Regions from separate parts of the Homo sapiens genome. Here region 2 is linked to region 1. A link is an interaction called in ENCODE POLR2A ChIA-PET data of the cell type or tissue named here. Cell type or tissue: OCI-LY7. All regions are shown on one strand.

The links. Peaks named below come from ENCODE experiments on the same cell type or tissue, not always from the same donor. Only the 100,000 strongest peaks of a DNase experiment are listed, where the experiment ranks them.
Region 2: POLR2A ChIA-PET joins it to region 1 with 6 read pairs; 4 of 35 experiments call an interaction of 5 or more read pairs at or near these places.

Annotation. Positions count from the first base shown.
Region 1 is chr11:9,638,169-9,642,168 of GRCh38, forward strand. No RefSeq gene overlaps it. Among named protein-coding and RNA genes, the nearest start is that of SWAP70, 24 kb to the right of the region's middle. In OCI-LY7, no CTCF peak of the experiment used is centred here; DNase peaks (open chromatin) are centred at 1,243 and 2,023.
Region 2 is chr11:9,584,869-9,588,868 of GRCh38, forward strand. It overlaps WEE1 (WEE1 G2 checkpoint kinase), which reads left to right. Exons shown (of 11, transcript NM_003390.4): 7 at 390-485; 8 at 574-659; 9 at 1,581-1,751; 10 at 1,843-1,988; 11 at 3,581-4,000. The coding sequence ends at 3,734. Among named protein-coding and RNA genes, the nearest start is that of WEE1, 13 kb to the left of the region's middle. In OCI-LY7, no CTCF peak of the experiment used is centred here; no DNase peak of the experiment used is centred here; H3K27ac peaks cover 973 bases.

The sequences.
Region 1 (4,000 bases):
GAAGGCGCTGACCTGCAGGGCAGGTTTGGGGCTCCCTCCTGGTCCAGGAGGCCTAAGCGTCCAGGAAGTTTTGAGTTTAATGAAAGGAATTGGTGATCAGTTCTAGTCAAACATCTGGGAGCCCAGCCCAGGTGTTCTCCCTCATGTCTGTGTTGTGTTCATGTCCTTCGATTTCCTATCTGAACACGGAGTCTGGAGCTCCTGAGGATCACAGGAGTTTGGAAAACCAAAAAAACCTTTTTTCTTTCTTTCTTTTTTTTTTTTTTGAGATGGAGTCTCACTCTGTCGCCCAGGCTAGAGTGCAATGGCGGGATCTCAGCTCACTGCAACCTCCATCTCCTAGGTTCATGTGATTCTCCTGCCTCAGCCTCCCAAGTAGTTGGGATTACACGTGCTCACCACCACACCCAGCTAATTTTTGTATTTTTAGTAGATACGGGGTTTCACCATGTTGGTCTGGCTGGTCTCGAACTCCTGACCTCAGGTAATCTACCCACCTCAGCCTCCCAAAGTGCTGGGATTACAGGCATGAGCCACCATGCCTGGCCAGAAAGGCAAAGAGGGAATGAAGGACCCAGATCACCTATTGAAATAGTCTACATGTGGCCCCAGTCCCAGAATTAGCTGGAGCTACTTTTTGGCTGATTTTGCAATGGAGACATTAATTCTTTTCAGCCACAAGCATTAAGTAGAAAAGGTAATGTGGCTTAACTTATAATATACTGACCCACTAGTTTTCAACCTGCCTCATCTTATGTTGCAGCAATGATGCTATTCTAGGAACTTGGGCCTTACCAGGGCAGAAACAACAGGGCCATGCTTTACAGAAGGAAAGTTCCATGATTGCAGGTATCTGAGGAAGTTCATACGCACATAATTAAATTATAGTCTTTGTTAGAAACAGGGTTTCAGCTCTCGTAGACCAAAGACAATTGCTGATGGGTAGGAAGTGGGAATGAGAACAGTCCAAGGACATTGTTGGCAGGCCAAGGGTCACCAAAGGAAACTCTGAGCTGGGCGGGTCAGCAGCACTCGGCCAGCGCTTGGCAGGCTCTGCAGCATGAGCTGGGTGTTGCTTAAAAGGAACTCCCTGTACCACATCTTCCCTTCCTGGATGGTCCAAGTCACTCCCAACTCACTTCTGGAAAGATGTCCCTTGACTTCCAGGTTCTGACCTTGCTTCCCCTTGGTGCCTCTGTCTCTTCCCCAGCTGGCATCTTATCTCGCTTCCTGACCCTAGCTTCCTGTCTGGGCCTCAACAGTGCTCTGAGAACTTCTTCTTTGGGTAATGCTCCCCCTGCCTAACTGCCTTTTTGTCTCTCTTCCCGACATGCAATCACAGGTGCTCTTCCCAGGGACCTTAGGCAGTATGGCCTGATGGAAGGAGCCTGGATTTTGAAGCCAAACAGCTGTGTGTGTTTTTGTTTTGTTTTTTGAGACAGAGTCTTGCTCTGTCACCCAGGCTGGAGTGCAGTGGCACCATCTCAGCTCACTGCAACCTCCGCCTCCCAGGTTCAAGCAATTCTTATGCCTCAGCCTCTGGAGTAGCTGGGATTACAGGCACGTCTCACCATGCCCTGATGATTTTTGTATTTTTAGTAGAGATGGGGTTTTGTCATGTTGGCCAGGCTGGTCTCAAACTCCTAGCCTCAAGTGATCACCACGTTGGCCTTCCAAAGTGCTAGTATTATAGGCATGAACCACCACGCCCATCCTGAAGCCAAACAGATGTGTGTCCTAATTCTGGCTCTTCCATTTGTTAACAGGGTGAACTTGAGCAAATTATTCCATTTCTTCAACTGTAAAATGGGGATAATTTCTCTTACTGGGTTTCTGTGGGGGCTTGATGAGATAAGGGATGTAAGACACTGAGCAGGTTGATCCTTTGTAAATGGTGGCTCTTACTAAAAGTGAAGACAGGCAGGAGCACACACATTGCATAAATACCACCTTCCCGCCTTACCAGTGATAACATCTGACCAAGATACCAGGCATTTACCCTATGCAGAAAAGTCCTGCGTAGATGGAGCTGCCACTTCCTCATTTGTAGTCTGCTCTAATATTTCACAATCTGTGTAGTTAGGAAATAGTTCTTAATATCTAACCTACGTTCCTCCTGCTACAGTATGTCATAGCACACTTATTTTTAAAATAACACCCAGGCCAGGCGTGGTGGCTCACACCTGTAATCCCATCACTTTGGGAGGCTGAGGTGGGGAGATCACTTGAGGTCAGGAGTTCAAGACCAGCCTGGCCAACATGGTGAAACCCCATCTCTACTAAAAGTACAAAAAAAAAAAAAATTAGCTGGGCGTGGTGGTGTGCACCTGTAATCCCAGCTACTTGGGAGGCTGAGGCAGGAGAATCGCTTGAACCCAGGAGGCGGAGGTTGCAGTGAGCCAAGATCGTGCCATTACACTCCAGCCTGGGCGACAGAGCAAGACTCTGTCTCAAAATAAACAAACAAACAAACAGCAAACAAAACACATACACACAAACAGGCCCATGAAAATGAGCAGATTTTTCTATGAGTTAGGCATTCACTTGCCTTGGGTTTACTCTTATTTTCAAGAAACCAGTAAATATTTGTTGTGTGGCCACTGCAGGCAGGGACTGTGCTACGCTGTGCTGGGGAGCTCCAAAGAGGTGTGACAAGACTCCAGCTCTAGGAATCTCGATCCTTCTCTCTTTAGTTTTCAATTGCAGGTGAATGACTGTGTCTATAAACACAGCAAAGGAGTTTAGTGGGACTGATCACCTTGGCAGCAAATCATTGATTGGATGTACAGCTTGGCTCTGGCAAGGATTGAAATGAAAATTGTGGGTCAATCGTCAACATTTAAGCAGATGCCACTAAGTGGCCCCAGGCAACAGGTTATTTCATTCAGCTACTCAGGTGCATTTTGCAACTAATCCTTCTTAGTGGGCTGTTAGAATGAACCACATCTTTTCAGCTATGTGGCCCAGAATCCAAGTGTCTAAGAAGCTTCTGTTGAGGGAAATGTTTGCCCTGCCTGAAAGCAAGGGCAGACCTCTCAACTTCACACATGTCCACTCTGACCCTGTTGTAAGTCTATGGGCTGAGAGGGTACCCTGTGGACCACAGACAGCCTATAGATGTCTTTTGTTTAGTCCAATGGTGTTTTACTTTTGCTTTTTAAGTTGAATTGTTTGCCAAAATCTAAAAACTGATAGATTCACATGATCCAGGTTTCTGGCTTTTCTTGAAAAATGGAAGCTCTGGAGATACTGAAGCTCCATTTCCTCATAGTAACATCACCTGGATCGGAGTGAAGATGCTGTCTTTAGGTGGGGCCACCATTTCCTACTGCCTCACTCTGGTCAGTTTCATCCATCTATGGAACTTGCCTGGGCTCTGAAGCCATTTGAATTTTGGACTCTTGGCCTATGAAGTCCCCTTTGGTCATTGATAGAGAGCACAGCTGCCAGTGATCTGTTTCATTGTGTTCTCTGCTCTCACCTCCTCTATGAGAAATGATACTAGCAGATCAGTGTTTGCAATTCCTGCAGACGTGTCTTCCCCAAGTTTACATTTAATGCCCGACATGAAAGATATTTCACTACAGTTGAAAACATTTCTCATGTTACCTCTTGGTCCTCATATGAGGAGTGAGGGGATGAATCCCCACCCCCCCTTTTTTTTGAGCTGGAGTCTCACTCTGTTGCCCGGGCTGGAGTGCAATGGCACAATCTTGGCTCACTGCAACCTCCCCGTCCTGGGTTCCAGCGATTCTCCCGTCTCAGCCTCCCAAGTAGCTGGGATTACAGGCGTGTGCCACCATGCCCGGTTAATTTTTGTATTTTCAGTAGAGACGGGGTTTCACCATGTTGGCCAGGCTGGTCTTGAACTCCTGACCTCAAGTGATTCACCCTCCTCGGCCTCCCAAAGTGCTGGGATTACAGGTGTGAGCCGCCGTGCCTGGCCTGATGAATCTCTTTTTGAAATTTGTCTCTTTTTAGTGTTTCTAGGTTCTTTATA
Region 2 (4,000 bases), 53 kb before region 1:
GAGTTTGATCAGCCTGGCCAACATAGTGAAACCCCGTCTCTACTAAAAATATAAAAGTTAGCTAGATGTGGCATGTGCCTGTAGTCCCAGCTACTCAGGAGGTTGAATGAAGCATGAGAATTGCTTGAACCTTGTTGCAGTGAGCCAAGATCATGCCACTGCACTCCAGCTTGGGTGACAGAGCACACTGTCTCAAAAAAAAACAAAAAAAATTCCCAGCAACTATAACCCTGGTTTCTGTCCCCTGAGATGCTTATTCCATGGGTTTGGGCTAGAACTTGAGAATCGGCATTTTAAAAAGCATTATGGATGATTCTGGTATATGATCTTGTTTATGAACTCTGGTTTTATTATTATTAGTTTGGCTTACATAATTAACTGTTTGACAGGTAATATTTTCATATCTCGAACCTCAATCCCAAATGCTGCCTCTGAAGAAGGAGACGAAGATGATTGGGCATCCAACAAAGTTATGTTTAAAATAGGTAAGAAAGGTAATCAGATTATTACCTTCAGATAAAGAGAAGGCTGTTTTGTTTTTGCTCTTCACTGTAAGTTTTTCAATACTTCTAGGTGATCTTGGGCATGTAACAAGGATCTCCAGTCCACAAGTTGAAGAGGGCGATAGTCGTTTTCTTGCAAATGAAGTTTTACAGGAGGTAATTTTTCTTCTCCCTTAATCATAGTTTGCTTTGTAACACTTAGCAGTTGATAGAAGAATATAAATTCAGATATATTAAACTTTGAAGTTAACTAATAGAATGGAAATAAAATCTAAACCGTCATCTGAGGGCATTTAATAAGCAAAAAGTCATGAAGGCAAAGATTTATAATGGAGTTGTCGTAAAAAATATGTTCTCATACACCACTGGTGGAACTTTATAATGGCATATCCTTTTTGGAGATCAGAGTATTAGTATTGCATTAATATTTAAAAATCATGTACCCATTGACTCATAATTTTCACTTCTAGGAGTTTTTCCTATAGAACTATTCATATACAAATACAAGTTGAGAACAGTGTAAATAAGTGTTTACTAATAAGAGAATGATTAAGTAAATTATGGCACATAGTTATTAGTATGGCCTATAGTTTCAAAAGAGTGTGACAGTATTTCTTGATAAAAATTTTGAATGAAAATAGAATAAGTAGAAAAATATAAAGTGTAATTGTCTGATCCCATTGCTCTTTGTAAATATGTGTATATATATGTTTGCTTTATCACGTATATGTGTATTTGTAACTTGTCAGTGTGTTTCTACGTGTTTTGTGTTTGCATATGAATGCCTAGAGGTAGAGGGATTTCTTTTGAGAGTTGAATTGGGCTGTTGATAAAGAAGAGGCATTTACTCTTATCTATGTGTTTGCATTTTTCCCCCAAGAGTGTGTATTACTTTGTAATTTAAAAAATAAACATCCTCAAATTTAGCAGTTTATTCTCTGAATAGGTCCCAAACTTAAATGTGGTATTAGACACTTTGATTAAGTCCTATTTTTCACCTAAGTCATCTTTGAGGTGTAATCTTGTTTTATTTTGACCATGTTTACATTCCTTTAAAAAATTGTTTTAATTTTACAGAATTATACCCATCTACCAAAAGCAGATATTTTTGCGCTTGCCCTCACAGTGGTATGTGCTGCTGGTGCTGAACCTCTTCCGAGAAATGGAGATCAATGGCATGAAATCAGACAGGGTAGATTACCTCGGATACCACAAGTGCTTTCCCAAGAATTTACAGAGTTGCTAAAAGTGAGCATTTTATATATGAAGCCCTTTATTGACATGGTTCTATATTTTATTAAATGCATGTCTTTACCTTCATTTTACTTTTCTTTTTAAGGTTATGATTCATCCAGATCCAGAGAGAAGACCTTCAGCAATGGCACTGGTAAAGCATTCAGTATTGCTGTCCGCTTCTAGAAAGAGTGCAGAACAATTACGAATAGAATTGAATGCCGAAAAGTTCAAAAATTCACTTTTACAAAAGTAAGTGAGGGTTTTATGTTTTCTTTTTGCTTTTTCATTCACTTTAATTCTCAAATTTTAATGAGAGATGATTTAAGCTTTCTGTCAACAAAGGATGTAGTGGTTTTTTGTGTTTTTTGTTTTTTGAGACAGGGTCTCACTGTCATCAGGCTGGAGTGCACTGGTGCTATCATGACTCATTGCAACCTCCACCTCCTGGGCTCAAGCTATCCTCCCGTGTCAGCCTCCTGAGTAGCTGAGCCACAGATGCATGCCACAACACCCAGCTAATTTTTATATTTTTTGTAGAGATGGGGTTTTTGCCATGTTGCCCAGGCTGGTCTTGAACTCCTGGGCTCAAACCATCCACCTGTCTTGGCCTCCCAAAGTGCTGGGATTATAGGAGTGAGCCACCTCACCCGGCTCCAGTAGTTCGATATGTTGTTATACGGTGAAAGCTTGGGGACTTCTGCCATGAATTAGTATTTGGCCTATTAAATTTGTGTTGTTTCTAAACTTTCAAATTACGAACTTTAAAAATGTTGAGACTAACATATATTTGCAAGTGGTGATAGTCCCCAAGCCATAAATGGTAGTAAAAGCTAAGCGAGCCTATACCAATCTTTTCTTCCCAGACTCTCACCAAAAGTTAACGTTGTCCTTGAAACATTCTGTTCTTATTTTATGAAAGGATGAAATTAATGTCAATTTGGTTAGGAGATGATTCTCATATATATGTTTTTAATTTCTGGCTAAATCTTTATATACTGAATGAAGATTCTCATATTGGACTTAATGACTTGATATTTTCAAAAAGCTGGTTGCAATGGTAAAGGTTATTAAAAAGAGAATATTGGAGAATATTAAGTTACCACAGATCACATTTCTAATTCTTTTGATTTATTGCAGCCATTTTGCTTTTAACCTAATAAAACTGACTTGAAAAGGTTATGTTAACAATTAATATTAACATTTAATATTTAAATTATAAGAATTGTATATTAAGAGGTTTACTTGCCACTAGTTTGATATCCATCATAGTTCATACAAATAGGAAATAAAGTGTTCCTTTCATCTCTCTTATGTAAGGATAGATTCGCAATATAAATTGGAGTTTTTGAAATTATTATTTATTTTTAATTTTTTTTTTATTGGGGATAGGTTTGTCTGGAAATTGTTTATTATTATTTATTTAAAAAGATGGGGTCTTGCTCTGTCACCCAGGCTGGAGTGCAGTGGCACTATCATAGCTCACTGCAGCCTCAAACTCCTGGGCCCAAGCGATCCTCCAGCCTCAGCTTCCCGAGTAGCTGAGACTACAGGTGTGAGTCACCACATCCAGCTCAAATTATTTTATAAGAACCAAAGTCATTACTAGCATCTTTACTACTTGTTTTCAAGTATGTGTGATACTGTAATTCAAAAAGCATAAAATAAAATAATTTCATAAATTTAAGTTGTTTTAATAGAAGCTTCAGTTTCCTGTTTTATTTTTCAATTACATCTTAGAATAATGATGGCATGCAAATATCTCCCAATCGACAATATAGTTTGTGTTAGTTTCTTAGAATCTCTTCCTAGGAATAATACCTTGTTTTCTATTTTTATGTCAGAGAACTCAAGAAAGCACAGATGGCAAAAGCTGCAGCTGAGGAAAGAGCACTCTTCACTGACCGGATGGCCACTAGGTCCACCACCCAGAGTAATAGAACATCTCGACTTATTGGAAAGAAAATGAACCGCTCTGTCAGCCTTACTATATACTGAGCTACTCCTTTCCCACCTCCCCCTGAACACTGTGACAAGAGGAAGCTAGGTTGAAATCACTGATAGAATCCAGTTTGCAATTACTTTCTCGATTGGTGTCAGTAGTTTTACTGATTAGGACTTTTATTGTGAATTACAGTTGAAAGCTGTATTTTGATGATTGCTATGTCAGGCTTTCATCTAATCTTACCAGTCTGTCTTCTGTAGGATGTGTCACTGTTGGATGTTACACCAGCCTTTCCAGGGTTAACCACTGTGGTGGTGTG